Linked DNA regions of Homo sapiens: region 2 is linked to region 1. The links are chromatin loops, found by intact Hi-C in ENCODE. Cell type or tissue: Calu3. All regions are shown on one strand. Links, peaks and the distances in the headings refer to the core of each region. The heading gives the core; the rest is flanking DNA. Region 1 overlaps LINC03036 (long intergenic non-protein coding RNA 3036). Region 2 overlaps LINC03036 (long intergenic non-protein coding RNA 3036).

Evidence for each region. A loop is a pair of places that touch in the nucleus more often than their neighbours do. Peaks named below come from ENCODE experiments on the same cell type or tissue, not always from the same donor. Only the 100,000 strongest peaks of a DNase experiment are listed, where the experiment ranks them.
Region 2: it touches region 1 in a loop (2.3-fold over the local background); 2 of 110 quality-filtered maps call a loop at or near these places.

The regions. Positions count from the first base shown.
Region 1 is chr10:118,841,310-118,858,080 of GRCh38, reverse strand. The region is part of intron 3 of LINC03036 (long intergenic non-protein coding RNA 3036); the gene reads left to right. Among named protein-coding and RNA genes, the nearest start is that of CACUL1, 95 kb to the right of the region's middle. RefSeq lists enhancers at 13,631-14,130, 14,131-14,632. In Calu3, for the core only: a CTCF peak has its summit at 7,399 (motif pointing right); a DNase peak (open chromatin) is centred at 7,440.
Region 2 is chr10:119,001,958-119,015,150 of GRCh38, reverse strand. The region is part of intron 2 of LINC03036 (long intergenic non-protein coding RNA 3036); the gene reads left to right. Among named protein-coding and RNA genes, the nearest start is that of LINC03036, 21 kb to the left of the region's middle. In Calu3, for the core only: no CTCF peak of the experiment used is centred there; a DNase peak (open chromatin) is centred at 8,080.

The DNA of each region.
Region 1 (16,771 bases), core at 4,217-12,216:
ACCAGCCCTGGTCAGAACTAATAGAACAAGAACTCATTTGCCCTTATCTCAGGGATGGCCTGAATCTATTCAGAAAGGATCCACCCTGTGACACAAACACCTCCCATTAGGTCCCACCTCCAACATTGGGAATTAAATTTCAACAAGTGCATTGGAGAGGACAAACATTCAAACTATAGCACGTGGTTACCAGTTAGCCTCTGGGTACCCGAGAGGTCAGACCCCAGCCTCCTCATAACAGACAGTCTGTCCTCAAAGAAGGCAGCTTCTGCCTCGTCTTCCACCCCCTAGTCTCACCTGTCCACCTGCCTGGGCTGCACAGGTGAGACTCAGGAAGGGACCAGCCTGAGGTTGTAGGTAGAAAGTCTAAGACAGGTATGAAGGACAGCATCAGAACAAATGCACCAGTGCACAGGTGTGCTGGGTTTGCCTGGAGTTGGAGTCTGATATGTGGTGCATGAGCAGGTGCTTGGCTCAACAGGCCATACAGGGCCCTGGATTACACCCTGCCCTTCCCTGGGGAGGGAGGAGAAGCAGAGGAGACCTCCTGGGAGATGCTGGTCCAGTGACCTCTTGGGTCAGTATCCCACCATCGGTTCTTCTGCAGGTGCATCTCATCTGAATACCCCTTCTGTCTTTGTGCTGGCTCAGCTTTGATCTCAGAAAATGAAAGACAAGGCTGCTCTGTCCCCTGCTGCCAACTTTTGCAGCAAGAGTGAGACTTCATGATCCCACTGGCTCAAGTGCACTTCATTTCCTGGTAACTAACAAGTGGAGATCAAAGCTGACAAATTGCCCCCATCTCTCAGCACAGGAGATGAAGGTAAATATTTCCAGGAACAGGTTTTTTTGTTTTTTGTTTTTGTTTTTTTCTCATTAAAAGTGACATGTGAAATGTCTTCTCCTTACTTAGAAGAGTTCTAGGTCACTCTAGATAAGATATCTAGTCTGACTACCTTGATTATTTTACACCAATTTTTATCCTATTTATATTGGGCTAAGTTGAGGTGATTGAAGAGGCTAAATCATATCAAATAAATCAGAAGACAAAAAAAGCAAAGAAAGACACCACAGTGGTAACTGGTCAGTGTTGTGGAAACACACACCTCACTCACTGTCACATTGATCACATTCTGTTTGCTGGGCAGGCCTAAGGGCTTCCGAGGCCAGTGTCTAAATGGCTCCTGGGGTTCTACAAACAGGATCTCAGGCGGATGGCCTCATGCTCTCTTGGCCGTGCTCCTGATAATGCCTTTTGAGATCTGCTGTTTTCTTTGCAAGGGAAATAACCCATCCCTAAGGCTTTGAACCCAGGGAGCAGCCTCTCCAAGCTGGGCACACAGTCAGAGGCTTCAAATGCCTGCCGTGTGTCGCAGGCAGACCCTACTCAAGCTGGCCCAGTGAGGAGCAGGTGGTCACTGCAAAGACACCACTGGGACATGTGGGAATTCCACAACCAGAATTCTGGCACTGCTGTTCTCATGGTGCCTGCAGAGCCACGGGATAGAAAGAAAGACAGCAGTTCTCCACAATGTCTCTCTTTCCCTTGCTGCCCACTCTGTCCTCTCCTTGGACACCTTCCTTGGCTTTCAGGTCATTGCTGCTGTCTCCCTCCCGACCTCTGCCTGCTCACCATCTCCAGTGACTGCTCTGAATCCAGGTCTACCTCATGCCTTTCTGCCTAGCTCCCACGGCTGAACTTTTTCGTCCTTGTCCCCCAGTTCCAAATTCCAGAGGCAGAGGGAGAGAAAGGTCTGACCAACCTGGTCTGCCATCTTGAGCCAAGCTACTGAAGTCCTAGGTTTCTGGCTGGTCTGTGGGGGTTCCTCCACCTTTGATCTGGTTAGCTGTAATGGTGGGGCCTCCTCCCTCAGCAGCTGATGTGGGTAGCAAGATTCCTCTCAGGAGGGACTCAGTTGTGTTAGGTTGGGATTACCCTCATGAATGGTGCAGAGTGCTGGAGGGTTGCTTGGGTTAGACTCTTGGCTGGCTTTTTATTGGTTGGATTTTGTTTCTTGAGATGTAATTCACGTACTGATATGGTCTGGCTCTGTGTCCCCACCCAAATCTGATCTTGAATTGTAATCCAAATTGTAATCCCCATGTATGTGTTGGGGGAGGGAAATCATGGGAGGTGATTAGATCATGGGGGCAGTTCCCCCATGCTATTCTCGTGATAGTGAGTGAGTTCTCATGAGATCTGATGGTTTATAAGGGGCTTTTCCCCACTTTGCTCTGCACTTCTCTCTCCTGCCACCATGTGAAGAAGGTGTGTTTGCTTCCCCTTCCACCTTGATTGTAAGTTTCCTGAGGCCTCCCCAGCCTTGCAAAACTGTGAGTCAATGAAACCTTTCCTTTATAAATTACCCAGTCTCGGGTATATCTTTATTAGCAACGTGAGAATGGACTAATACACATACCATAGCTTTCACCCTTTTACAGTGCATAGTTCAGTAGTTTTTAGTATACTCACAAGGTTCAGTACCCACTATCTCTTTCTAATTCCAGGATATTTTCATCACCGCTAAAAAAAAACCTTCACATTCATTAACAGTCACCTCCCATTCCCTCTTCCCACAGTCTCCTGGCAACTTTGGCCTATTTTCTGTCTCTGTGGGTTAGAAAATTCTGGACATTTAATATCAATGGAATCACACAATGTGTGGCCTTTTATGTTTATCCTCTTTCATTTAGCATCATGTTTTCAAGGTTCATCCATATTGTGGCATGAATCAATACATCATTGAATTGCATAATAATCCATTTTATGGATATAACATATTTTATTCATCGTTTCATCAGCTGATAGACATTTGTGCTGCTTCCACTTTTTGGCTACCATGAATAATGCTGTATGAACATTTGTGTGTAAGTTTTTGTGTGAACATATGTTTTCAATTTTCTTGTATATATACCTAGGCATGGAATTGCTGTGCCATGGCAGTTTTATGTTAAACTTTTTGAGGAGCTTCCAGACTGTTTTCTAAAGTGGCCATGTCATTTTATAGTCCCACCAGCAATGTACAAGGGTTTCCATTTTTCCACATCCTTGCCAAAACATTATCTTTCTGATTATAGCCTTCCTAGAGGGTGTGAAGTGGTGTCTCATTGTGGTTTAGATTTCCCTAATTATGAATGATTTGAGGAGCTTTTCATGTGCTTATTGGCCATTTGGGATCATTTTTAGAGAAATTTCTACTTAACTCTTTTCTTGTTAAAAAAAATTTGATTGTTATTGCTTACTAGCGGTTTAACCTCGTACTAGGTGCTCAGTCTCTCTGGGACTGAATCTTCTCATCTTAACAGCAGGGACACTCACCTCACGAGGTTGCTGGGGTGCATAAGATGAGGTGGTACGCATTGATGCTCAACCCAGTGCCTGATTCACGGGAGAAACCTAAAACATTTGTTATTATTGTACCACTGTGAAGACCAGCTGATTTTCTTGAGAGCGTAATCTGTCCTCTGCCAATAAACATTTTTTTCAAGGGACTTAAGAGTATTTTGAGAAGCAGCCTGGGGTATGGATGGAAGGTAAGGACCCCAACCCCACCCACCAAGGAACAAGCTTCATTTGCAATAGATGGTGATGGTTGGTGCCCTTTTAGCTCAGTAGTGTTTCAGGTAAAGGCCAGAGCTGAGGACAATAGAATTTCGGAAGGGACAAAAGGAAACAAGCTGGCTAGTGCCCAGGGAGGATATTTTCAGAGAACAGGGAATTTTTAAAGGTGATTTTTATGAAGCTTCCCCTTATGGTGTGTGATAGAAAATGTCTTTCCGATCTTCCCACCAAGGTGTTAGTAAAATCTTTATCTCATGAAGCATTGTATAAGCGGATCTTTTTTGAGCAATCGCATAAAGTGCTTCTGGCTGGAGAGGGTGGAGAATGAGGTCAGCTACACCTGGAATCGCACTGGGATTAGTGTAAAATGCAGATCAATGAGGGCAGAGGCCAGGAACTCTTTCCTGGCTGCTCACAGGGCTGTTCAGTGTGGGACAGGCTGGCCTGGTCTCCTCCAGGATTCAGAGTGGTATCTTCAGGGACAGAGACCTCCTCCTCCTGCTGTTTGCGGTGCTCAGAATCTGACCCCCACCTTGGCTGATGAGCGTGGAGGTGGTACTTCTGCTGTGCCAGTGCACAGATGCACCTGAGGCTGGCTCTGCAGCTGGTGCAGCTCCTTGGAGAGTGCTCTGAAAACACCATGCCCCTGGGGCCACAGAGGGGGTTCTCAGCCCTTTCAGGCTTCAGGAGGGAAGAGGCTCTTTTTGGCTGGACACTGCGGGGAAGAGTTCTGTGGGCTACCAGAGATGTGCCCCATCTGTGTGGAAGGAATGTGGGTGCACCTGCAAAGCCACCTGCTGAAATCCTAACCCCCAAGGTCATGACGATGTTAGTAGGTGGGACCTTTGGGTGGTGATTAGGTCCTGGGAGTAGAGCCCTCATGAATGGGATTAATGCCCTTATAGAAGGGACCCTGCCTGTAATCCCAGCACTTTGGGAAGCCGAGGAGGGGTGGATCACCTGAGGTCAGGAGTTCGAGACCAGCCTAGCCAACATGGTGAAACCCCGTCTCTACTAAAAATACAAAAATTAGCTGGGCCTGGTGGTGGGCGCCTATAATCCCAGCTACTGGGGAGGCTGAGGCACGAGAATCACTTGAACCCGGGAAGCAGAGGTTGCAGTGAGCCAAGATCACACCATTGCACTCCAGCCTGGGTGACAGAGCGAGACTTTGTCTCAAAAAAAAAAAAAAAAAAAAGAGGGACCCTGAAGAGCTCTCCTGTCCCCTCTGCCATGTGAGGATACAGAGAGAAGTCTGCAGACTGCAGCCCAGAAGAGCGCCCTTGGCTGGGCGCGGTGGCTCATGCCTGTAATCCCAGCACTTTGGGAGGCCGAGGCGGGAGGATCACGAGGTCAGGAGATCGAGACCATCCTGGCTAACATGGTGAAATCCCGTCTCTACTAAAAATACAAAAAAATTAGCTGGGCGTGGCGGCGGGCACCTGTAGTCCCAGCTACTTGGGAGGCTGAGGCGGGAGAATGGCGTGAACCTGGGAGGCGGAGCTTGCAGTGAGCCGAGATTGCGCCACTGCACTCTAGCCTGGGCGACAGAGCGAGACTCCGTCTCCAAAAAAAAAAAAAAAAAAAAGAGGGCCCTTATCAGGACCAGCCAGGCTGGTGCCCTGATTTTGGACCTTCAGCCTCCAGAACAGTAAGAAATAAATTTCTGTTGCTTATTAGCCAACCAGTCTGTGGTAACTTGTTATAGCAGCCTGAACTAGGACACCATCCACAGTGCCTGAAATGAACACTATCCCCTTCCCAAAGAAGCACGGCCTTGCTGGGCCATGACCATTTCATGCCCTGAACACGAGGATTCCATTGCATCGCCAGGATCATTCACTTTGTGCATTAGTGGTGGTTGGTACAAGTACTGCCTGAAGAACTCCTACAGAAGAATCTCTCCCCTTCCCAACACCAGAGAAGACAATTTGTGTGACTACAAGAAACACAGATTAAGCACCCACCATGTAACACACACTGAGCCAGGCATTGTGGGAAGAATAGAGATGAATGAGACTTGCCATTTTCCAGAAGAAGCTTCCCCAGCTCTTTTTAGAAAGAAAGTGAGACAGAAGGAAAAGAAGTTAGCAAGGCCGGGCGCAGTGGCTCCCACCTGTAATCCTAGCACTTTGGGAGGCTGCGGCGGGCAGACCGCCTGAGGTCAGGAGTTTGAGACCAGCTTGGCCAACGTGGTGAAACTCCGTCTCTACTAAAAATACAAAAGCTAGCCGGATGTGGTGGTGCATGCCTGTAGTCCCAGCTACTCAGGAGGCTGAAGCATGAGAATCGCTGGAACCTGGGAGGCAGAGGTTGCAGTGAGCTGAGACAGCACCACTGCTCTACAGCCTGGGGGACAGAGTGAGACTCTGTCTCGATTAAAAAAAAAAAAAAAAAGAGTTAGGGAAGATGAGAGACTGGGAAGAAGAGAGTGGGGATTATTAGGTTGGCTCAAGGGAGACGGGGAGGAGGCCTGATCCAGAACGGGGCCATGTGAGCCTGGAGAGGGCTGGTTAGGCTGAGTCCCTAAGGGGCAGGAGCCGGGTCTTCTCTAGGGTTGGTATTTCCTGTACAAGGTCTGTGCATAGGTGCTGGCAGATCAGCCATCTCCTCCCCAAGTCTGCCAGGAGATGCCTCTCTCTTCTTGGATCCACAGGAAGACAGAGCACCTGAGTCATTTGGGAATCTCTGAGTCAGCGGCTCAGGACAGCAGGGAAAGTGTAAAGGCATTGGCTTCAGGGAAATGACCATCAGTTGGCCTTGGCATGGGCCTGTCATCCTAGGCCCACCCAGTGAGGTTCCAGCACCATCAAGACACAGAGAGCATTTGCCTTATAGGACAGAGGGATGGAGGCCTTACAGGACACAGGCATGGAGGCCTTACAGGACAGAGGGATGGAGGTTTACAGGACACAGGCATGGAGGCCTTATAGCACACAGGCACAATGGCCTTATAGAGCAGAGGCATGTTAGCCTTACAGGATAGAGGCACAGAGGCCTTACAGGGTAGAGGCACGGAGGCCTTACAGCATAGAAGCATGGAGGCCTTTCGGGATAGAGGTATGGAGACCTTACAGGATAGAGGCACAGAGGCCTTTCAGGATAGAGGCACAGAGGCCTTACAGAACACAGTCATGGAGTCCTCACAGGACAGAGGGATGGAGGCCTAATAGGTCACGGGCATGGTAGCCTTACAGGACACAGGCACGGTGGCCTTACATGTTCTGAGTTAGAACCAATGGGAAGTGGAAGAAAAGAAAGTCTCACTTCTTCTTTCTTTCACTGAGCCAGAAACAGCCTATCCTGGAGTGCTGAGGGTTTGTGTAGGGCCCTGGTTCTCCTAGGCCTGCCCACGGAGGTCTGGCCCAGAACATGTATTTTTACCAAGTGATTCTGATGCCCTGCGAAGCTGGAGCACTACTGGTTTGATAACTATTTGCTGAGAAAAAGGAAGAGGCTCTGTTCTGTGGACCCCTTGGCTTTACTCAGAGGTCAAGCATCCAAATGCACCAAGGTTCAAATGACCTTGAACAGAAGAAGCCACTGGGTTTTCTCTTCCCATAGGAAACTACCAAGTTGAATATCTGCCAAAATATTATTCCAAGTTTGTGCAAGAAATGTTTACCTTTTTGTAAGTAAGAAGCCACCTGAATTTCTGTAGATCTTAACAGGCTGTGTATATAGTATATGGCTTGTATATGTACTTGATTATACCAAGTAATAATCCCAATTAACCCGGTTCTACCCCAGCCTTACACATAGGATCTTTAGCCCTGTTATAAAACCACCCAAGCAATTTAGGGAGTTCCCATAAAGCAACTTCAACAAACTGAGGATCAAGTCCTCTCCCACCAGGTGGCGCCACGGGCTACCCAAGGTTCTGCTAGGCATCTGCCATCTTTTTGGCCAGGCCTCCCCTGGGTACTACCATCATCCCTCATTGAGGCCCAGGCCCTGGGTCTTCCAGGGGTCAATACATTCAGGGTCAGAGGAGTTGCAAGGCATCAGGCTGAGGGCTTTATGGAGTTCTTACAAAACAGACCATGTGCTCTTTCTTCCAAGAGCTAGTGGTTTGAGAGGCTGCCTGCCAGTCATTGTTTTAAGTACTTTACATGTCTAGTCATGTATGATCTCTTATTCTTGTTCTTGCTTCTCCATTTTTTTATAATGGAAAATTGAACATATGCAAAATCAGATAGGATAATATAATAAATTCCATGTTTCCATCATCAAGGTTTAACAATGATCAATTCATAGCTAATCTTATTTCCTCCCATATTATTTGTTTAAAAAATAACACATATCAGTGCATTTTTAATGCTTAATTTTTTGTTTTTTTTTAAATTCACAAATAATGTATATATTATGGGGTACAATGTGATGGTTTGAAATATGTTTATAATATGAAATGATTACATCAGGCTAATTAACAAATTCATTGGCTCACATACTTGTCTTTTTGTGGTGAAAACATTTAAAATCTACGCTTTTAGCAATTTTGAAATATACAGTGCATTATTATGTATTGTATGCATCACTCTGCAATAGATCACTAAAGCTTATTCTTCCTAACTGAAGTTTTGTACCCTTTGATCAGTATCTCCCCTTTCCCCATCCACCCCGTCTTCTAGCCTCTGATAACCACCATTCAACTTTCTACTTCTATGAGTTCAACTGTTTTAGATTTCACATATAAATGAGAGCATGCAGTATATTTGTCTTTCTGTACCTGGCTTATTTCACTTATCCTCCAGGTTCACCCATGTTATGGAAAATGACAGGATTTCCTTCATTATGGCTGAATAATATTCTATTGTGTGTATATAGCATGTTTTCCTTGTCTGTGATTAATCTGATGATGGATACCTAGGTTGCTTCTGTATCTTGGCTATTGTGAATAATGCTGCAATGAACATAGGAGTACAGGTACATCTTCAGCATACTGCTTTCAATTCCTTTGGATATATACCCAGAAGTGGGAGTACTCGATCATATGGTAGCTCTATTTTTAGTTTTCTGAGGAATCTCCATACTGTTTTCCATAATGGCTGTATTAATTTACATTCCCACCAACAGTGCAGCAGTGTTCCCTTTTCTCCACAACCTTCCTAAAACTTATCTTTCATCTTTTGAATGATAGCCATTCTAAGAGGTGTGAGGTGATATCATTGTGGTTTTAAATTTTATTTCCCTGATGACCAGTGATAATTAGCATTTTTTTTCATATCCCTGTTGGCCATTTGGATGTCTTCTTTTGAGAAGTGTCTATTTAGGTCCTTTGCCCAATTTCTTTCTTTCTTTTTTTTGAGACGGAGTGCAGTGGCACAATCTTGGCTCACTGCAAGCTCCACCTCCTGGGTTCACGCCATTCTCCTGCCTCAGCCTCCTGAGTAGCTGGGACTATAGGTGCCCGCCACCATGCCGGGCTAATTTTTTGTATTTTTAGTAGAGACAGGGTTTCACTGTGTTAGCCAGGTTGGTCTCGATCTCCTGACCTCGTGATCCGCCCGCCTCGGCCTCCCAAAGTGCTGGGATTACAGGCGTGAGCCACCGCGCCAGGCCCTTTGCCCAATTTCTGATTGGGTTCCTCCCATATTATTTTGAAGCAAATCCCTAACATCCTGTTTTATTTGTAAACATTTTAGCATGTATCTGAGATAAGGACGCATCACATAAGGACTCTATTTGTAAAAAAACAGACAAAAAAAAAAGTCCATAAAAGCATTATCACCTCTAAAAGTGATTAATAATGATTTCTCAGTATCATCGAGTATCAAGTCAATGTTCAGATTTCTAGTTACTTCATAGATATCATACTTTTTAAACAGTTTATTTGAATCAGGATCCATAAAAAGTCAGTATATTGTGATTGGTTCATTTGTTTCTTAAGTTTTTGTTTATTCTGTTGTTTCCTCCCTCCATTCCTTTTTTTTCCTCTTGCAATTTAATCATGGAAGAAACCAGGTTGTTTGCCCCATAGGGCTTCCTCCAATCTGGGTTTTGCTGTTGCACCTGCTTGCTGTCCTTTAACACATTCCTTGGTTTGTTGTATTTTCTATAAACTGGTAGTTGAATCTAGAAGCTCCAGCTGATTCAGGTTCATTTTTTAAAAAAAATCACTACTTCATAGGTGTTGGTGTGATCTTCTACCAGGAGGCACACAGTGTCTGATTCTCTCTCTCTCTCATGTTAGCAGCCATTGAGGATCAATGCTTCAATGGTTAATGAATGAATCTGAATTCACTAGGGATTACAAAATGGTGACATTCGAATTCCATCATTCTTTCTTATTTACTAGCTGGGATACTTCTAGAAAGAGAAACTTAACCCCCATCAACTCTTGAGTTCCCTGGTGGCACAATCCTTATTGGAAAGACAGGTTAAATATTTAATTCTTTCAATTTAATCAGTGTTTTTTTTTTTTTTTTCGTTGTTTGTTTTTTTTTAGACAGGGTCTCTCTCTGGTTGCCCAGGCTGGAGTGTAGCGGCACAATCTTGGCTCACTGCAGTCTCAACGTCCGGGGCTCAGGTGATTCTCCCATCTCAGCCTCCCAACTTGCTGGGACTACAGGCACACGCCACCACACCTAGCTAACTTTTTTGTTTTATTTTTGGTAGAGACAGGGTTTTGCCATGTTTCCCAGGCTGTTCTCAAACTCCTGGACTCAAGCAATCCAAAGTGCCTCGGCCTCCCAAAGTGCTGAGATTACAGGCATAAGCCACCTTGCCCTGCCTTTAATCAGTTTTAATCAACTAATAAATGGGTTCCCCAGCATCCTACAATGACAATCAGTTAGTTGTTTTAGTAGCATTATGGACTTCATGGGTTTCAATGTATTTGCTGTGTTTCCATCCACAGCAGTTTATTACCCTTATTGATGTTCAGACTTTCCCAACTCTGGCCAGTGGCAGTTTCTTCAAGTTAGCCTCTGAGTCCTGTTGTCTTGACTCTTAAGTTTTAGTTTATTCTGTTGTTTCCTGCCTCCATCCCCTGTTTTCCTCCTGCAACGTAATCGTGGAAGAAACCAGGTTGTTTTCCTCGTAGGGCTTCCTCCAGTCTGGGTTTTGCTGTTACATCTGCTTGGTGTCCTTTAACATGTTCCTTGGTTTGTTGTATTTTCTATAAACTAGTAGATGAATGTTGATACATTTGTGTCCTCATGAGTCTCATCTTGTATATTTCCTGAACCAGTTCTGGAACCAGTCATTTCCGAGTTCCTTTAGAAGGGAAATGGTATTTCAAATGCCCCATCTAGCTGTGAGGGATGCTTATTTCTCCTGGATTGGTGATTGTTTCTAGGCCTTTTCAGTGAGTAAATCTTGTAAATAGTTCTTTTCTTTTTAAAGATAAAATATATCATAAATACTTACAGGGCTGGGCGCGGTGGCTCACGCCTGTAATCCCAGCACTTTGGGAGGCCAAGGTGGGTGGTTCACCTGAGGTTGGGAGTTTGAGGCCAGCCTGACCAACATGGTGAAACCCCATCTCTACTAAAAATACAAAATTAGCCGGGCGTGGTGGCGCATGCCTGTAATCCCAGCTCCTCAGGAGGCTGAGGCAGGAGAATCACTTGAACCGGGAGGTGGAGGTTGCAGTGAGCCGAGATTGAGCCACTGCACTCCAGCCTGGGCAACTAGAGCGAAATAACGTCTCAAAAAAACAAACAAAACAAAACAAAAACAACTTACTGATGCCTCCTACTCAAATTTGACCACAGATCCTTTACTAGATTTCTTCTCTCTTACATATTTGTCCATTTTCTCCTATGCCAAGGATCTGAGAATGATAGAATTAGAAAATCATAAAATCATTCACTTTTTAAAATCCCATGATACTGCTTGAGCATCCCAGATCAGAAAATCCAAAATTCAAAATGCTCCACTATCTGAAACTCTTTGAGCACTGACATCTGACATGACTCTCAAAGGAAATGCCCATTGGAGCGTTTTGGATTTCAGGTTTTCTGATTTGGGATGCTCAACCAGTTAGTCTAATGCAAATATTCAAAAATCTGAAAAAATAAAAAATCTGAAACACTTCTGATCTCAGGCATTTCAGGTAAGGGATACCCAACCTGTACACACAGGTTAGTCAAATAACTTATACAAGGTCTCATGGGTATTAAGAGGTGGGCAGCAGGACTAGGCTTAGGCTGCCTGGCCTCAGAACCTGTTAATGAGTATGCACTAAGCTACCTTTCTCTTCCCAGCTTCTGCTGTCTGTAAAATTCCATCAGGAATCCACAGGGGCCAGCTGGGGAGCCAACCCATACAAACAACAAATACCACATCGAGCTCTCTCCCCTCCAAAAATCTGTTTCTGGGGCAATAACTTCCACCTAGCCTCCCTTTTTCCCCATGGAATGGATCTCAAGATGCAGCTTGGCCTTCTTGCAAACACAGATCTGGTGGAACCACCATTGGCTTTCCCTGACACGCCCATGCAGGTCTGTCCTCACAGATCTCAGTGGGACTCCAGCTGCTTTGACATTGCCTCCCCGCCATTTTCCCTTTTTTCTTATTCAAGGCTAAGGCATCCCCAGCAAGTCTTGACTTGACCCTTGCTTAGTTTGATTTGAGGGCTGAGGCATGAGATATTTCAGGATACTGAGGGTCATATCATGGTGGCATAATGAAAAGAACACAGGATTCAGATGAGCTGACTTGATTTTCAGCCTTAGCTCTGCCTAAGTAACTTCCCCAAGTCTCAATTTTCTCAACTGTAAAGTGAGATGCTCTTATGGAAAGGTGGGATGATAACAGCTCCTCATACAGGGAAAAGGCTGTGCCTTGAATCCCTTGACCAATTGTTTTCCTTGGGGCCTCTGCACCCCGGGACTGAAGTGGTGGCTGGGAAGGGTTTGGGCACCAAACATCACTTGTTGCCAGTGGCAAATCAGGACCACAGTATCTGAATGGGAAAGGCTGTTAGAAAATTTATTTTGCCTCTAACTGCCTCAGTAACCCGGCAGCCTGCTTGGTCCCCTGTGCAGTGGATGGGCTAAAATAATTGCTCAAGTACTTTGTTAAAAGAAAAAGGCTCTCCACGTTTCCATTAACTCCCTGCGTGGGGCAGTTCCAGCCCACTGCTCCAGGTAGCATTTACAGTTCAATTTCACAGTCATGATGGACTGAAATACCTGAAACTCACTTCCGCTCCTCTCCACAAGCCACATGCATTCACAAACAGCTGAGGTTCATCACCGGTCCTTTCTTGTTAATCATCTCCTCCTCCAGATCCTTTCCCCACCTCCTCCTCTTCAAAGAGAGCCATGACTTTGAATTTTAAATGTCCCAAGAAGTGCTTTTATCCACAATGGGGACTGATGAGTTAATTTCTTAGAAAATAAACTGAGCACACAGGAGCTGTTAAAATTCCCTTCCTCCAATGCCAACATCACAAAGAATAGCACAGTAGCCCATAAATCTACTACTTGCATATGTTTACTTAATCACATTGGAATTCTCTTTGAACTTGACCCCAGGGATAGAGATTACAGAATTGGCTGGTAGCTAAAATAATCCGCTGAAAGAGTTCAGTGTCATGAGAACTTCAGGATAAAATGCAGAAGGAGCTGCTTGTGAAAAGCACCAAACCAATGTGACTTCTAAACCATTCAATTCTGACAACAGGCTTACCCAGGCCTGGGTGCGCCTTCCCCACTTTAGGCTGTGGTTGCAAACTGGCTGTGAGGATAAGATTTTCTTTGGAAATAAATACTTGCCCCTACCTTGAATTTCCAAGCAGTCTGAAGTGTCTCATCTCTAGGAAAGGCCCTGAGGCTAGGCTCCTTAAGGCACAGTGGTAGAGTGGATAGTGCTGTCTTTAGAAATGAGTGCAGTCAGTCGGGCGCAGTGGCTTATGCCTATAATCCCAGCACTTTGGGAGGCTGAGATGGGTGGATCACGAGGTCAGGAGATCAAGACCATCCTGGCTAACATGGTGAAACCCTATCTCTACTAAAAATACAAAAAATTAGCCGGGCGTGGTGGTGGGCCCCTGTAGTCCCAGCTACTCAGGAGGCTGAAGCAGGAGAATGGCGTGAACCCAGGAGGCGGAGCTGGCAGTGAGCCGAGATCGCGCCACTGCACTCCAGCCTGGGCGACAAAGCGAGACTCCGTCTCAAAAAAAAAAAAAAAAAAAAAAAGAGAGAAATGAGTGCAGTCTGGGAATCAGAGAGCTAAGGGCTGGGCAGGCCTAAGGACAAGCCAAGAGGAGCAAGGGTGGAATGAAGTGATGGACACAAGACCACCACTACTGACAGGGCCCAGACCCGCCCCCCCACCCCAGGTCATTGCTATTAAGAGTTGCTTGCCTCATGTTACAGGATTTTTGGGGTGTTGTTTTTCTGGCTGGAAACCTCTGTGCCAGTGGTGCCTTTGCCCAAGTTTCACTCAGGCCCGCTGGGTTCGTTTCACCCAGTTGGCCTGGCAGGCTGCACTTGGCTTATGCTACTGGCCTGGGACTCACCTCTGCCAAGGGCAAGTCAGGTGTGGAATGGCAAGGGGTGTATGAGAGAGCATGGGGTCCGGCCACTGCGCACAGTCAGACATGCTGGCTGCTGCAGCAAGGCAGGCAGCTCCAGGTGCTGGCATGGGTGCCGGCTCACTGCTAGGTTATGGCAGGACCAGGCACACCACAACCTGCTTCCATGGCTGGCCCAAGGGAACACAGTGATGCCCTGAAGGTTGGAGATACCATGAACCACAGGGCCCCAAAGAGTGAGTCACAGCCCTGGTTCAGGAGCTCCCAAGTCTGGGCCCCTGAAGGGCCGTAGCTCTTCTTTCCTTCTCTTTGCCCATCCTGTAGCTCTTCTTTCCTTCTCACCCACAATGTGGTGAGCAAGGGGCATGTCTCAGCCCTGTTTGTGTTACAGCTCTTTTAGTTTTACCATTCAGCCGGCCCCAAGTTCTTGCCCTGTGACCAGGAAGAATGAGGTATGCAGACAAGTGGAGGGTGACTACGTTGAAGAGGAGCTTCACTGAGCCATAGAATAGCTCAGAGGAAACCTACAGGGGGCAGCTCCTTTCTGCAGCCAGAGTGTCCCGACCAGTGTTCAGCTCCTAGCAGAGAGGGTAGCTCCTCTCTGCTATGCAAGTTGTCCTGGCAAGTGTTCAGCTATCAGCAGAGAGGGTAGCTCCTCTCTGCTATGCAAGTTGTCCCAACCAGTGTTCAGCTCCTAGCAGAGAGGGTAGCTCCTCTCTGCTATGCAAGTTGTCCTGGCAGGTGTTCAGCTATCAGCAGAGAGGGTAGATCCTCTCTGCTATGCAAGTTGTCCTGACTAGTGTTCAGCTCCTAGAAGAGAGGGTAGCTCCTCTCTGCTATGCAAGTTGTCCCGACCAGTGTTCAGCTCCTAGCAGAGAGGGTAGCTCCTCTCTGCTATGCAGGTTGTCCTGGCAAGTGTTCAGCTATCAGCAGAGAGGGTAGTTCCTCTCTGCAGCTGGTCTTCCCATTATCTGTGCAGCTCTCAGCAGAGAGGAGGCCCTAGAGTGGGTAGCTCCTCCCTGCAGCTGGTCATCCCAATGTCTGCTCAGCTCTGGCTAAGCCTGGGGTTTTTATGGGCCTCAGAGGGGAGGAAGTGTATGCTGATTGGCCCATGGGCAGCCATAGGTGGGTCTGGAAAAGGCACCACAAGTTCCCACTCCAGTCTGTGGGACTGGCAGCCCAGCCCTCCCTGGCCTAAAGGTGGGGCCTCACCAGGACCATCCCCATCCACCCAGGAACCTGTCTGCCTCCTGCTGCTGTTCTTGGTGCCCAGGCTGTAGGTGCCAAGGGGTGCCTGCAGGCCAGTGCCGAGCTGCCCTCAGCCCCCACTCAGCTTCCCTCCTATGTTCGTGGCACCCAAAGTCCAGAGGGGGCTGAAGAGGCAGGGGGCTGGCATGTCAGCACTGCTCCGAGTGTGTGCACACCCAGCTGGGCCACAACAGCACCCAGTCTTGGCCCTGACTTTGCTCTGAGATTGGAGCAGGCACTGACAGCAGGGAGAAGCCAGGCAGCAGGAGCAGGCGCTTGCAAGCCGGTGAGGGTGGCAGCGGCAGGGGGTCGGGGGGTACTTGGGCCTTCCTGGGCCCCCAAGAGAGCAGGGATGCCTGGTTCCACAGCCATGGTTTGGGCGGCTGCAGCTGCACCCGGGGGCGCTGGGCTCCTGCCTGATCCATGGAGCACGAGGCCCAGGTCTGCAGCTGCAGTTTCGGTGGCTGCAGCTATGCCTGGGAGGCTGGGGCTCCTGCCTGCTCCGTGGAGTGGGAGGCCCAGGTTTACAGCCAAGATTTGGGTGGCTGCAACTGTGTCCCTGGGAGGGTGGGGCTCCCACCTGCTCCTGGGCCCCAAGAACCTGGGTCAGCAGCCGTGGCTTGGGCGGCTGCAGCAACACCCAGGGAGCTCCCACCCCAACTTGGAAGGGGCTGGGCTCTCACTTGTCCTCGGCTCCTGCTGGCTCCACGAAGCATGCAGCCTTGGCTGTGCCTCCTTGCGTGGCCAGCGTGATGGCAGTGGCTGCTCCAGATGGCCTGCCGCTGCCATCACTGATACATGAGTGGATTAATGCAGGCATTGACACATTGTGGCCTGTGGGCCAAATCTAGACCTGTTTTGGTATAGCCTGTGAGCTAAGAATTTTAAAATATATTTTTAAATGGTGGGAGAAAAAAATAAAAAAAGTATTTTGTGCCATGTAAAACATATGAACTTCTACCTCTGTGTCTATAGAGTTTTATTGGAACACAACCATTCATTTATATAATGTCCAAGATTGCTTTTGTGCTGCGACGGCAGAGTTAAGAGGCTGCAATTGAGGTCTGTGTGCATGGCAGAGGCTAAAAGATTTGCTGTCTGGCCCTTTACAGAAAGAGTTTGCCAACCTGTGAATTAGGGTCATTTAGAAGTGTGGGTTTGAGACAACTGGGGCTCTGGATAGAATTAAGGCTGAGCGAAATGAGCCACGAACTAGCAGGTCTCAGCTAGGGCCAATTTCCTAATCTGTGAAATGGATGGATTAATATCACTCATCTCATAAGGCGGCTGCCTCCTAAAATCTGCTGACAGAAGGTTCATAAACGGTATGGATTTCAAGGCACTCGCACAGCTGGGAAGAGCCACAGATACTGGCTGGAGAATGGTTTCAGACCTGAGTCCTTGTCAGACCCACTTGCTGAGCTTTGAAGAACAGGAAGCCCTGGGCCGCGATTCCTTGGACATATCACTCTCTC
Region 2 (13,193 bases), core at 4,535-12,534, 160 kb before region 1:
CAAATGTGACAAGCCAATTCTAAAGTTTATATGGAAAAACAAAGACCAAGAAAGTGAACACACTCTTGAAGAAAAAGAACTAGATGGGCAGGGAAGGGATGGGGCTTGCCATGCCAAAGATAAAAATTATTCTAAAGCTTTAATAATTCAGATGCTATTGACCACCCATAGATTGGTTGCCTATGGACCAGCATTAAAAGTGCAGAAGCAGACCCACTCATATAAAGAAACTTGTTCTGTGGTGGGAACTTGATCTATGCTGGACTTTACAATAGACAGTGTTTGGTAATTGAGAATCCTTACGGAAAAAAAAATCAGACTTCTATATCACATTTTAGATAAGAATCAATTTCAGGTAGATTAAAGACTTAGCTGTGAAGGCAAAACTCTAGCTTTTAGAAGACAATATGGGACAATTCCTATGATTTCAAGGCAAGGAAGTATTTCTTAAACAAGGCAAACACACAAAATAACCCACTAACAATAAAGAGAAGAATTAATAAATGTTACTTAATTAAAATGAAGAACTTCTGTTTCTTAGAAGACACCACACAGTAAGTAAAAAGACAAGTCATGGCCAGGCGTGGTGGCCCACTCCTGTAATCCCAGCACTTTGGGAGGCCAAGGTGGGCGGATCACTTGAGGCCAGGAGTTAGTGACCAGCCTGGCCAACATGGTGAAACCCTGTCTCTACTACATATACAAAAATTAGCTGGGTGTGGTGGCACACACCTGTAGTCCCAGCTGCTTGGGAGGCTGAGGCACAAGAATCGCTTGAACCTGGGAGTTGGAGGTTGCAGTGAGCCGAGATCAGGCCACTGCACTCCAGCCTGGGTGACAGAGTGAGACTCCCTCTCAAAAAAAAAAAAAAAAGTGAGAGGAGCTGTTTGTAATACATGTCATTGACTAAGGTCCTAGTGCCCAGAAGATATAAAATAACTAAAAATTGATATGAGATATACACACAAATAGAAAAATTTGTGAAACGTGTGAAAAGGCACTTATAGCAGAAGAAATGTAAATGGATATTAAAAGGATAAACTAGATTATAATCGGGAATTCAAATTATAACTAAAATGAGATACCACTTTACACCATCAGATTGGCAAAATCAAATATTCTATCAATATCAGACATTGACAAGAATGTGGTATAACTGGAACTTATATATTGCTAGAGAGAATTAAATTGGTATAATCGATGTGGAAAACAACTTGGAAATATTTAGAAAAGTTGAAGGCAAAAATAATTTGTGGCCTAGCAGTCAGCCAGACAGATGCTCCTGAGGACCAGGAAACACGATTAAGAATGTTTACACACTACCTACCAAACTAAAGTGGTTGTAGTAAAAGAAACTGGAAAAACCAAGTGAGGACATGAAGAAACTGGAACTTTTTTTTTTTTGAGAAGGAGCTTTGCTCTTATTGCCTAGGCTGGCGTGCAATGGTGTGATCTCGGCTTACTGCAACCTCCGCCTTCCGGGTTCAAGCGATTCTCCTGCCTCAGCCTCTTGAGTAGCTGGGATTACAGGCATGTGCCACCATGCCCAGCTAATTTTGTATTTTTAGTAGAGATGGGGTTTCTCCATATTGGTCAGCCTGGTCTCAAACTCCCGACCTCAGATGATCCGCCCTCCTTGGCCTCCCAAAGTGCTGGGATTACAGGCATGAGTCATTATGCCCGACTTTTTTTTTCGAGACAAAAGTCTCCCTCTGTCTCCCAGGCTGGAGTGCAGTGGTGTGATCTCGGCTCACTGCAACCTCTGCCTCCCAGGCAGAGCAATTCTTCCTCAGCTTCCTGAGTAGCTGGGATTACAGGCACCTGCCATCCGGCCCAGCTAAATTTTGTATTTTTTGTAGAGATGGGGTTTTGCCATGTTGGACAGGCTGGTCTCAAACTCCTGACCTCATGATCTGCCTGCCTCGGCCTCCCAAAGTACTGGGATTATAGGAGTGAGCCACCACACCTGCTGGAAAGGCACATCTTATATGGTGGCAGGCAAAGCAAGAATAAGAGCCAAGCAAAAAGGGAAAGCCCTTACAAAACCATCAGATCTTACGAGATGTATTCACTACCACAAGAACAGTGGGGGAAACCGCCCCTATGATTCAATTATCTCCCACCGGGTCCCTCCCACAACACCTAGGAATTACGGGAACTACAATTCAAGATGAGATTTGGGTGGGGACACAGTCAAACCATATCAACTACTCAGAAATAAAAAGGAACAGACTATAGATACTGAAGGTTAAAAACATTATGCTCCGTGCAAGAAGCCAAACACAGAATACTACATATTATCTGATTACACTTGTAGAAAAGGCAGCACTGTAGAGACAGAAAGCATATCATCGGCTGCCTGGGCTATGGGTGGGTGGATAGGGAGGACTGCCTGCAAATAGGCATGAGGAAACTTCTGGGGGTGATGGAATGTTCTAAAACTAGGTGGTGGTGATGGCTACACAACTATATAATTTTTTGTTTGTTTGTTTCTGTTTTTAGGCAGGGTCTGGCTCTGTTGCCCAGGCTGGAGTGCAATGGTGTGATCTTAGCTCACTGCAACCTCTGCCTCCCTGGCTCAAGTCATCCTTCCACCTCAGACTCCCAAGTAACTGGGACTACAGGTGCACTACCATGCCTGACTAATTTTTGAATTTTTTGTAGAGATGGGGTTTCACCACATTGTCCAGGCTAGTCTTGAACTTCTGAGCTCAAGCAGTCCACCCGCCTCAGCCTCCCAAAGTGCTGGTATTACAGATGTGAGCCACTGTGCCCTGCCAAAGCTGTATATAGTCCAATTATAATGGGTACATTTTATAGTAATATAAATTATACCTCAATAAGGTTGTTAAAAGTGTTCACACTAACATTGTTCCTAATTGCCCCAAACTGGAAATAGCTCAAATATTCATCAGCAGAATGGATAAATACACTGTGGTATGTCTGTTCAACAGAACCCATGAGCAGTATTAATAAGCAAGTAATAAGCAGTCCTCCCACCTCAGCCTACTGAGTAGCTGGGACCACAGGTGCACACCACCAAGCCTGGCTAATTTTTTTGTGTTTTTGTGTAGAGATGGGGTTTTACCACATTGCCCAGGCTGGGCTCAAACAACCCACCAGCCTCCACCTCCCAAAGTGCTGGGACTACAGGCATGAGCCATCATGCCCAGCCAAATCCCTTAATAATAATAATAATAATAATAATAATTATTATTATTATTATTATTATTTTTTGAGACGGAGTCTTGCTCTGTTGCCCAAGGTGGAGTGCAGTGGTGCGATCTCGGCTCACTGCAAGCTCCACCTCCCGGGTTCACGCCATTCTCCTACCTCAGCCTCCCGAGTAGCTGGGACTACAGGCGCCCGCCATCACGCCTGGCTAATTTTTTGTATTTTTAGTAGAGATGGGGTTTCACCGTGTTAGCCAGGATGGTCTCGATCTCCTGACCTCATGGTCTGCCCGCCTCGGCCTCCCAAAGTGCTGGGATTACAGGTGTGAGCCACCACGCCCAGCCATCCCTTTATTATCACGGATATTGCTGATGACATTTCACAGCTGACTGGGCTCTGCAGTTGAGAATTACTGAGAATCGCTGCTCCAGGCTCGAATCCATCACCTTCGGTGATGTTTGTTTGGGCTTCTCCATCCAGGCAGACACTAGTCACCACTTAGGGTGGGTTTGAGGAGTTTCATCCTTCCTTTTGGTGTTGGTGGGAGATTATCAGGGAAGTGGAGCTCAGGGACCCCCAGCGAGGACCCTTGCATCTTTGTGAGGTCGAGCATGGTGTGGTGGGAGGAGGGAGTCCAGGAAAACCATCAGGATGTGCTGATGATAAGCACTGGGGAATTCTCAGTGTGAAAGGAGAAACACTGAACATGGCTTGGCTTGTGGAGAGGAGATGCTGTTTGGCGTCCTTCTGAGATCTGCTCACCCTTTATGCCTAACGGCCTTGCTGGACCACAGCATGGATGCTTACGAGTTACTGTGTGTCAAATTTAGGCTCACTTTTGCCTAAACTTGTGTATTTCCTGGGGTGGTAATTTGACCTTTTCATCTGTTGACAAGCTTAAAAAGTTGCAGGAACTTTGCCCTCATGGTGGGCATCTCATGATCATAATGAAGTTATAAATTAAAGTCAAAATTAAGAAGTTAAACTCCACACATACACACAACCTAATAGGAAATACATGTAAATATTTACCTCATCTCTGAATTAGGAGGGCCTTTCAAAGCATTTAGATGATGGCTGATATCCCAAAGGGAAAAGTATCTGACAATATGAAAAAAAAAAAAAAAAAAAGTGGGTGGGTGTGGTGGCTTACACCTGTAATCCCAGCACTTTGAGAGGCCGAAGCGAGGGGATTGCTTGAGTCATGAGTTTGAGACCAGCCTGGGCAACATAGTAAAACCTTGTGTCTACTAAAAATGCAAAAGACAAATAACCCAAAAACCACCACCAACAACAACAAAAAAAACCTAAATAAAAGGTATAAAACATTAACAACAAAATGCTAAAAAGCAACAACAAACAACTATTTATGGCAAACATTTTCCCCTAACAAATATGCATGGCAAATATTTTCCAAAATATATTTGTCATATATACAAGAACACAGGGTTACTAGCTTTAATGTTGATATTGCTATGTACATAAAACACAAACTGATTAGAAAATTATTAACACAAAAATAGAAAAGTGGGCAAAAAATGTGAACAAATGATCATAGATAAAATAAAAATGATTTGTAAATATACGAGAAAAAGGTTACCTACTGTAATAACCAAAGAAAGGCAAATTAATATACTCTTTTACCTATCAAATGATTTTTAAAAATCTATCAGATTTTGAAGAATTTGATGAAGTGGATACTTTCCTGTACTTACGTTTTTGGAGAGCTATTTAGCATTATCTATTAACAACCTCAAATATTCATTTCCTATTGGATCAATGATTCGACTTCTAGGAATCTAAGGCGATAACCCCGAATGCAGTCAGAAATTCAGTAAAAATAGTTATTGCAGGGTGGTTTTAGCACAGAATTGAAAACAACTTATGCCCACGTAAGAAGTTAAATGATGCTAAAACACATGATAAACTATCACATGGTCAATTAAAGTTAGACTTTCTATTAATTTTTTATTTTTTTTTATTTTTGAAACGGAGTCTCACTCTGTCGCCCAGCCTGGAGTGCAGTGGCACGATGTCAGCTCACTGCAACCTTCGCCTCCTGGGTTCGAGCAGTTCTCTCGCTCAGCCTCCTGAGTAGCTGGGATTACAGGCATCTGCCACCACGCTCGGCTAATTTTTGTACTTTTAGTAGAGACGGGGTTTCACCATCTTTGCCAAGCTGGTCTCGAACTCCTGACCTCGTGATCCACCTGCCTCGGCCTCCCAAAGTGCTGGGATTACAGGTGTGAGCCATCGCGCCTGGCCTCTATTAATTTTTCATGACACAGGTGAATGCTTATGATATACATCTGTAACTATGGTATAATTCCAAAATACTATTGTTATTATTTTAGAGACAGGGTCTTGCTCTTGTTGCCCAGGCTAGAGTACAGTGGCATGATCATAGCTCATTGCAGCCTTAAACTCCTAGGCTCAAGTGATCCTCCTGCTTTGGCCTCCCAAAGTGCTTTGGGAGGCCAAAGCAGGAGGATCACATCGAGCTACTGTGCCTGGCCTAATTCCAAAATATTAACAATGGTTCTCCCTGGACTGTGGGGTTATAGAAGATCCCTGATCTTCCTCCCCAACCCTTCTTCTAGTGTAGTGGTCAAGAGCTAGGCCTTGGGGTCAAACCCAACTCCATCTTCAAAGCCAGTGGAGGCTGGTTGAGTCTTTCTCACTCTTCATCTCTAACACAGACCCTCCTGCCTCCTTGCTTGCTTATAAGGACCCTTGTGATTACATTGGGCTTTCCTGGATAATCCAGGATCATCTCCCTATTTTAAGATCAGCTGGCTAGCAACCTTAATCCAGCTTTAATTCCCCTTTACCATGTAAGGTAACGTACTCACAGGTTTGGATGGCCGTTATTCTGCTTACCACACTAGCTGTGTGACCTGGGGGAAGTCATTTCCCCGAACGTGTTTCTTCATCTGTGACATGGTCTCTCAACCCCAGCACCATTGGCGTTTTGGGTTGGGTCATTCTTGGTTGTGGGCTGTGCTGTGCACTGTAGGATGTTTAGCAGCATCCTTGGCCTTTCTCCATTAGATCCCAGTAGTAACCGCCCTGCCCCCCACAGTGTGGCCACCAAACACATCTTCAGATTTTACCACATGTCCCTTGGAGGCAAAGTCACCCCTGTTTAAGAACGGATCTATGAAGTAGCTATTGTTCTCAACTCCTGCTGTAGTTGTACAGAAGATCAGACAAGATGGTGTATGGAAAAGGTCTAACATAGAGACAGTGCATAGCAAGGTGCCCCCAAATGACATCTCCCTGTATTTCACTTTTCTGAATGCACATACTGTTATAGTCATTAAAACTAAAGTTATGGTCGGGCGCGGTGGCTCACGCCTGTAATCCCAGCATGTTGGGAGGCTGAGGCAGGTGGGTCACTTGAAGTCAGGAGTTTAAGACCAGCCTGGACAACATGGTGAAACCTCATCTCTACTAAAAATACAAAAATTAGCCACACGTGGTGGCGCACGCCTGTAGTCCCAGCTACTCGGGAGGCTGAGGCAGGAAAATTGCTCGAACCCGGTGGGTGGAGGTTGAAGTGAGCCGAGATCACGCCAATGCACTCCAGCCTGGGTAACAGAGTGAAACTCCATTTCAAAAAAGGGAAAAAAGATAAAAACAACCCCAAAATTAAAGTTATTAAAAATCAACTCTTAGTAGTTGGGTGGTAGGCTTGAAGAGTGAATACCGCCAAAGGCAGCCAGGTGTGGTGGTACGTGCCTGTAGTCCTAGCTACTTGGAGGCTGAGGCAGGAGGATCACTTGAGCCTCAGAGTTTGAGGCCATCCTGGGCAACATAATGAGACCTTGTCTCTCTAAAAAAGAAAAAAGAAAAGAAAAGAAAAGAAAAAAATGTCCTCAAAGGCAAAGGGTGCCTTTTCATTGAGAACACTAAAAATAAATTTTAATTATTCAAATAGTGGATTAATTCCTATTATAAAAAATTCAGGCCGGGCATGGTGGCTCACGCCTGTAATCCCAGCATTTTGGGAGGCTGAGGCGGGTGGATCACGAGGTCAGGAGATTGAGACCATCCTGGCTAACATGGTGAAACCCCGTCTCTACTAAAAATACAAAAAATTAGCTGGGCGCAGTGGCAGGTGCCTGTAGTCCCAGCTACTCGGAGGCTGAGGAAGGAGAATGGTGTCAACCCGGGAGGCGGAGCTTGCAGTGAGCCGAGATCGCGCCACTGCACTCCAGACGGGGAGAGAGAGCGAGACTCTGTCTCAAAAAAAAAAAAAAATAATAATAATAATTCAAACATTATAGACAAGGATAATATTTTCCTTTATCTCCTTGACTCCCACTCTCTATCATTACCTCCCCGGAGGTGACCCTGGAGTGTTAGTGTCACGAAGGCAGAGACTTCACTTGTACTTTTTCATCACTTTATCTCCAGAGGCAAGAGTAGTGCCAGGCACACAGTAAAATGAATGGGTTTAGTGAGTATTCTTCAGTTCTTAAAAAAAAAGTTTGCTATATAAATCTCAGCGATTGTTATCATAATCCAGTTCCATATGGTCTGGATATAATAGCCATATTTACTATGCCATATGTTCAAGTTACTTAACCTCACAAAAGCTTAAATGGATAACAATACTACTGCATGGCGTGGTTGTGAGGAATTCCAGGCTTTTTGCCATGCATTTATACATGAACACACGCACATGCATACACACGCACACACACACACACTTTTTAATTTAGTATATCTGTGATTCCATACATTCTGCAGTTTGCTTTTATCATTTACTATGTCCTAGAGTCTTTCCAAGTCAGTATATATACTGCCACCTCATTCTTTTTTCTGCTATGAGGATGAATCATGGTTTACTTAAGAGATGATAACAAACTCTCTGGCCTCTCCTCCCGGGATCTGGCAGGAGCTCAGAAAACGAATCTCTTGCTAAATCTCTGTCTGGTTGAGTAAGGTGCTCTGCAGGCTGGAGGAGCCTGTTGATATTTTAGTTTTCATCAGCTGTGCAAATCTGTGAGTCTTTTTGGTTTGAGTGCGTCAGTCTTGTCTGGAAATCTACACTGGGACTATTTTTAGCCTGTTAGGCCAGGGGATCTGCCGCTCTGTGGTCCAGTTGGTCATCTGCAGGTGCAGTCTCCAGCAAACGATCACAAGCTCTTTAAGATGTGCCTGGGCTTGGGGGGACCTGTCTCGCGGGCTTTTGTGGAACCTTCAATTCCTGGATTGTAAAGCAGGGCTGCAGGTCTCCTGGGATGAGCTCCAGCCAAGAGGTAAGGGACTGGAGGGAGATTCTTGGGTCCTTTCCCAATTCTGCCCAGACTGTCTCTAAGGTGATGCATGGACACTGATGGGACATTTGCAGTCTGGACTCAGCCTCTGCCTCAGCTCCACGGAAGCTGCAAACATTCACACCTCTGTGCCTTTGCACAAGCCTCTTCCTCTGCCAGGAATACCCTTCCCTTCTTTTTTTTGAGACAGAGTCCCACTCTGTTGCCCAGGCTGGAGTGCAGTGGTGCGATCTCAGCTCACTGCAACCTCGCCTCCCAGGTTCAAGTGATTCTCATGCCTCAGGTTCCTGAGTAGCTGGGATTACAGGCACCCTTCCTCCTTTTTGGCCTTCGAGGCTCAGCTCAAGTGTCCCCTTTTCAGGAAAGCTTCCTCCTTTCCCATGCAGCAGAGCTGGTCACTTTGTCCTCCAAGACCCCAGGGACTTTGTACTTGCTACCTCCTGGCCACAAGGCAGGACAGACCGCTGCCACCTGTCTGTTCCCTTCACTGATGGGGGCTTCTGGAAAGAGGGACCCTCAGTGCTCTCCTGGTGCCTGGTACATCATGGGACTTTGCAAATATCTGTTGGGTGACAGAAGCTCAGTGACTGCAGAATAATGTGATGAGTGCCACTGGAGAAGGAGCTGAGATCATGTGATCGGGAAACAAGGGCTGTTTTCAAGGGGCCACGCCTAGCTGGCTCTGCTCAGGATGTGTCTCATCATCCTCAAAGTGGTCTTTACAGGCTGGAAAGAGAAACCCAGTGTCAGAGACATGAATTTAACTCAGCTGAAGTCTCTCTCAAATTTCTAGAAAAAGATTAGCGGAAGATGCTAATTATTACACTGGTGCAAAAGTAATTGCGGTTTTTGCCATTACTTTTCTTGGCAAAAACCGCAATTACTTGTGCACCAACCTAATATTTCAGTGATAGTAGTTATGCATGTATCTAAAAGACAAAGCACCTTGAAGCACTCTCTGTGTTGAAAGTCATGTTGGATGAACAGAATAATGGTCCCCTTTCTACGAATCTGACCCTCAGAAGCCCAGCCATCTAGGAAGAGGCTGAGAAGTTGGGCGTGAGTAAAAGGCTTTGGGTAACTCTCTCCGTGTTCTACTGAGTAGTTTTGCTATACAGGAGAGTCAGCTCCTTTCTAGGAACCCATTAAATCTTTACATACATTTGTAACATTTTCTTTGATGACTCATGGTCAGCTCAGGCCATTGAGTTGGTGGTGATAGAGGAGGTGGTGTTAGACATACACTCGGCTACTTCTACGGATAGTACTGTGGGATGGCAGAGTGTAGTAATTTGGTAATGTCAATTCTGAGTTATTGGGAACATGTTAAATTTCATTTACTCTGTTTAAAAAGGCAGGAAGTGCCTAATACATTTAGTTTAGAAAATGATTAGCACACCTGACTGGGCGCGGTGGCTCATGCCTATAATCCTAGCACTTTGGGAGGCCAAGGTGGGCGGATCACCTGAGACCAGGAGTTTGAGACCAGCCTGGCCAACATGGCGAAACCCCGTCTCTACTAAAAATACAAAAATTAGCCAGGCATGGTGGCATACGCCTGTAGTCCCAGCTACTTGGGAGGCTGAGACATGAGAATTGCTTGAGCCTGGGAGGCAGAGGTTGCAGTGAGCCAAGATTGTGCCACTGCAATCCAGCCTGGGTGACAGAGTAAGACTCTGTTAAAAAAAAAAAAAAAGAAAAAAAAAAGAAAAGAAAATGACGAGCACACTAGTTGGTGTTTTGGGTGTCTATGATGTGGTTACATTCACTTAGGTGGTATCTCTCCTTTCTCAGCACCACTAGGTAAATAATAAAAACAGTGGGTAGCCAGGCATCGGTGGTGCATGCCTGTAGTCCCAGCTTCTTGGGAGGCTTACATGGGAGGATCACTTGAGCCCAGGAGTTGGAGACCAGCATAACATAGCAAGATCCTGTTTCTTTTCCTTTTTTGGGGGTCAGGGGGACAGAGTCTTCCTCTGTTGCCCACACTGGAGTGCAATGGCACCATCTCAGCTCACTGCAACCTCTGCCTCCTGGGTTCATGCAATTCTCCTGCCTCAGCCTCCCAAGTAGCTGGGATTACAGATGTGCGCCACCACACCCAGCTAATTTTTGTATTTTTAATAGAGACGGGGTTTCACCATGTTGGCCAGGCTGGTCTCAAATTCCCGACCTCAAGTGATCCACCCGCCTCGGCTTCCCAAAGTGCTGGGATTACAGGTGTGAGCCACCACACCTGGCCTAGCAAGACCCTGTTTCAAAAACAGCAAACAAAAAACCCATAAGTAACCCACCTAGCAGTGTGCTAAGAGCTCTCCTCTGGCTCCTCATTTAAATTCCAGTTATCCAGGGAGGAAGGTATCATGAGTAATCCCATTTTATAGATGTGGAGGCTGAGGCTAAGACAGGGAATGCAACACACCCAGGGTCACACAGCCAGCAAGAACTTGATGGGAATTGGAACCCAGGCTAGCAGATTCCAAAGCTGGTGCCCTTCACCCATCAGCTCTCTTGACTGCTAAGGTTTTCCTCTCTTGTTTCTGCAGACTGCAGCCTGGTGGGTGTGTCTGCAGCCTGGGGTGTGTCTGCAGCCTGGTGGGTGTCTCCAGCTGTCCTTTAACTTCTCCATTTCCCTCAGTTCCCTGGGAAGGTTCAGGGTGGTGGGCTTGCCTTTCAGGATGCCTTTCATCGTCAGGGCCCCTGTGTCCACTGCTGTGACATTTGGTGAGGAACAGCTCCCTTCCTGGAGCCAAAGAGCATTCATTGTCTGGCCACAGGAAAAGCACGCCACATGTCCCCTGACGACCTGAAGATGAATCCTGACTGCCTGGACATGCCTGGGCGGGTGTACCCATGGCCTGTGGTTGAACCAGCCACACCTTGTCTCTTGGCCAGAGGTAATGTCCAGGCTCATCTCTCTGTGTAGTAACTGGACCCAGCTGGAGGGTGGGAGGTGATAGCTCCTGGGAAGTCCGGTCCGGGGTCCTGGCCAGGGAGTCACAGTGGCTGCTCTGCAGGCTGCCCTGAGGCTGAGGGCTGTGAGTCCTGGGATCTGCTGGGGAAGTCCAAGGCATATCGCACCAGCTGCCCCTAGCTGCTGCCTGCAGCTGGAGGCCACAGGCCCCCCATGTTGAAGAAGTGTCACCTTCAAAGGGAGGTCACCATGCAGCAGCATCATGGCTGGAAAGGACCAGAGTGAGTGAGAGCCAGCATCGCTGTTTCTGATCCACCAGTGACCTGCTACACAGAAATGGCAAGTTATTTCTCTCCTCTGGATCTCAGATTTCTCACCCTTAAATAAAAGGGCACGCAGTGGCATGGAACCACGCTGACACCTATCACTGTTAAACGAGGCCAGGACACAGTCTGATCTCCATCTCCACTTTTTGTTGTTGTTAAATGAAACGGTACGTATCTTTGCTTCTATATATTTTGTGTAAAAAATATGGGGATATATAAGAAAATGTATGTAAAAGTGTAGAAGGATATATATGAAATTGCTAACAGTGGTCTTCTCCAGGTGGTAGAATTATGGGTAGCTTTTTTGCATAGTTATAGGTCTACTTTTTTTTTTTTTTTTTTTGAGATGGAGTCTCACTCTGTCACTCAGGCTAGAGTGCAGTAGCGCGATCTCAGCTCACTGCAACCTCCACCTCCCAGGTTCAAGTGATTCTCCTGCCTCAGCCTCCAAAGTAGCTGGGATTACAGGCACGTGCCGCCACACCCAGCTAATTTTTGTATTTTTAGTAGAGATGCGGTTTCACCATGTTGACCAGGCCGGTCTCAAACTCCTGACCTCAGGTGATCCACCTGCCTTGGCCTCCCAAAGTGCTGGGATTACAGGCGTGAGCCACCGTGCCCGGCCTGTTTACTTATTTTTTTAAAATACAAAAAATTTGAAAGCAGGATGTTGGGTTCTAAATCCTGAGCTCTGTCTTATCCTTGCTGCTGCCTTCACCCTGAAAGCCCGGCAATGACTGCCTCCTTTGCCTCTAGAGACTGCAGCCAGCTCACCTCAGGCACTGGGTTCTCCTGCCAGAATGGTCTCAGTAGCTGCACCTGCCGGTTTGGCCTCCTTCTTCCTAATGATTGCAGCATTGCACACCTGAACATGCTTTCAGCTAGGATTTGGTGGTGCCAATCTCCATTTTTAAATAGACTAACTAGAAGTCAGTATGCTATCTGCTTCCTCATCTGTCATCATTGCACCCTGCCCCACCCCCAGAATCAAGTGGCAGACAGGCCAGGAGGGGTGAGAGGTGGAGCAGACGTGGCCCGGGAGTGGGGCTCTGTGGCTCGCTCTGCTTGCTTCTCCCTCTCCAGCCATTCTCTAGGATCACTCCTGTCCCATGCGTGTTTGCTCTGCCTCCTCACTGTCCCCTAGTAGATTGCGTTGAGCCATTGAGGCCAGCTCACGTGCCATCTCAAGCCTTCAGTGGTTGAAGCAGCCTTCGTGTATTCCTTCTCTGGGTCTGTCTGCACAACGCCTCCCTCATGCCCCAGGCTCCTGGTAGGGTTGTTGGTCACAGCTCTGCTCCTGCCACAGGTGGGCAGATGATACAGACTGATCAGTTTGAATATCCTGTCTCCCTGGTCACAAAGATTGGTTCAGGCATGGGCATGTGACAAGTCAGACCCTTTCCTGGGAGTGGTGTTATGAGAGAGACAGATGATCATTTTGCTGTCACTACTCATGTGGGATATGATGAGTCTGTGACTGCAGTGGTCATCTTT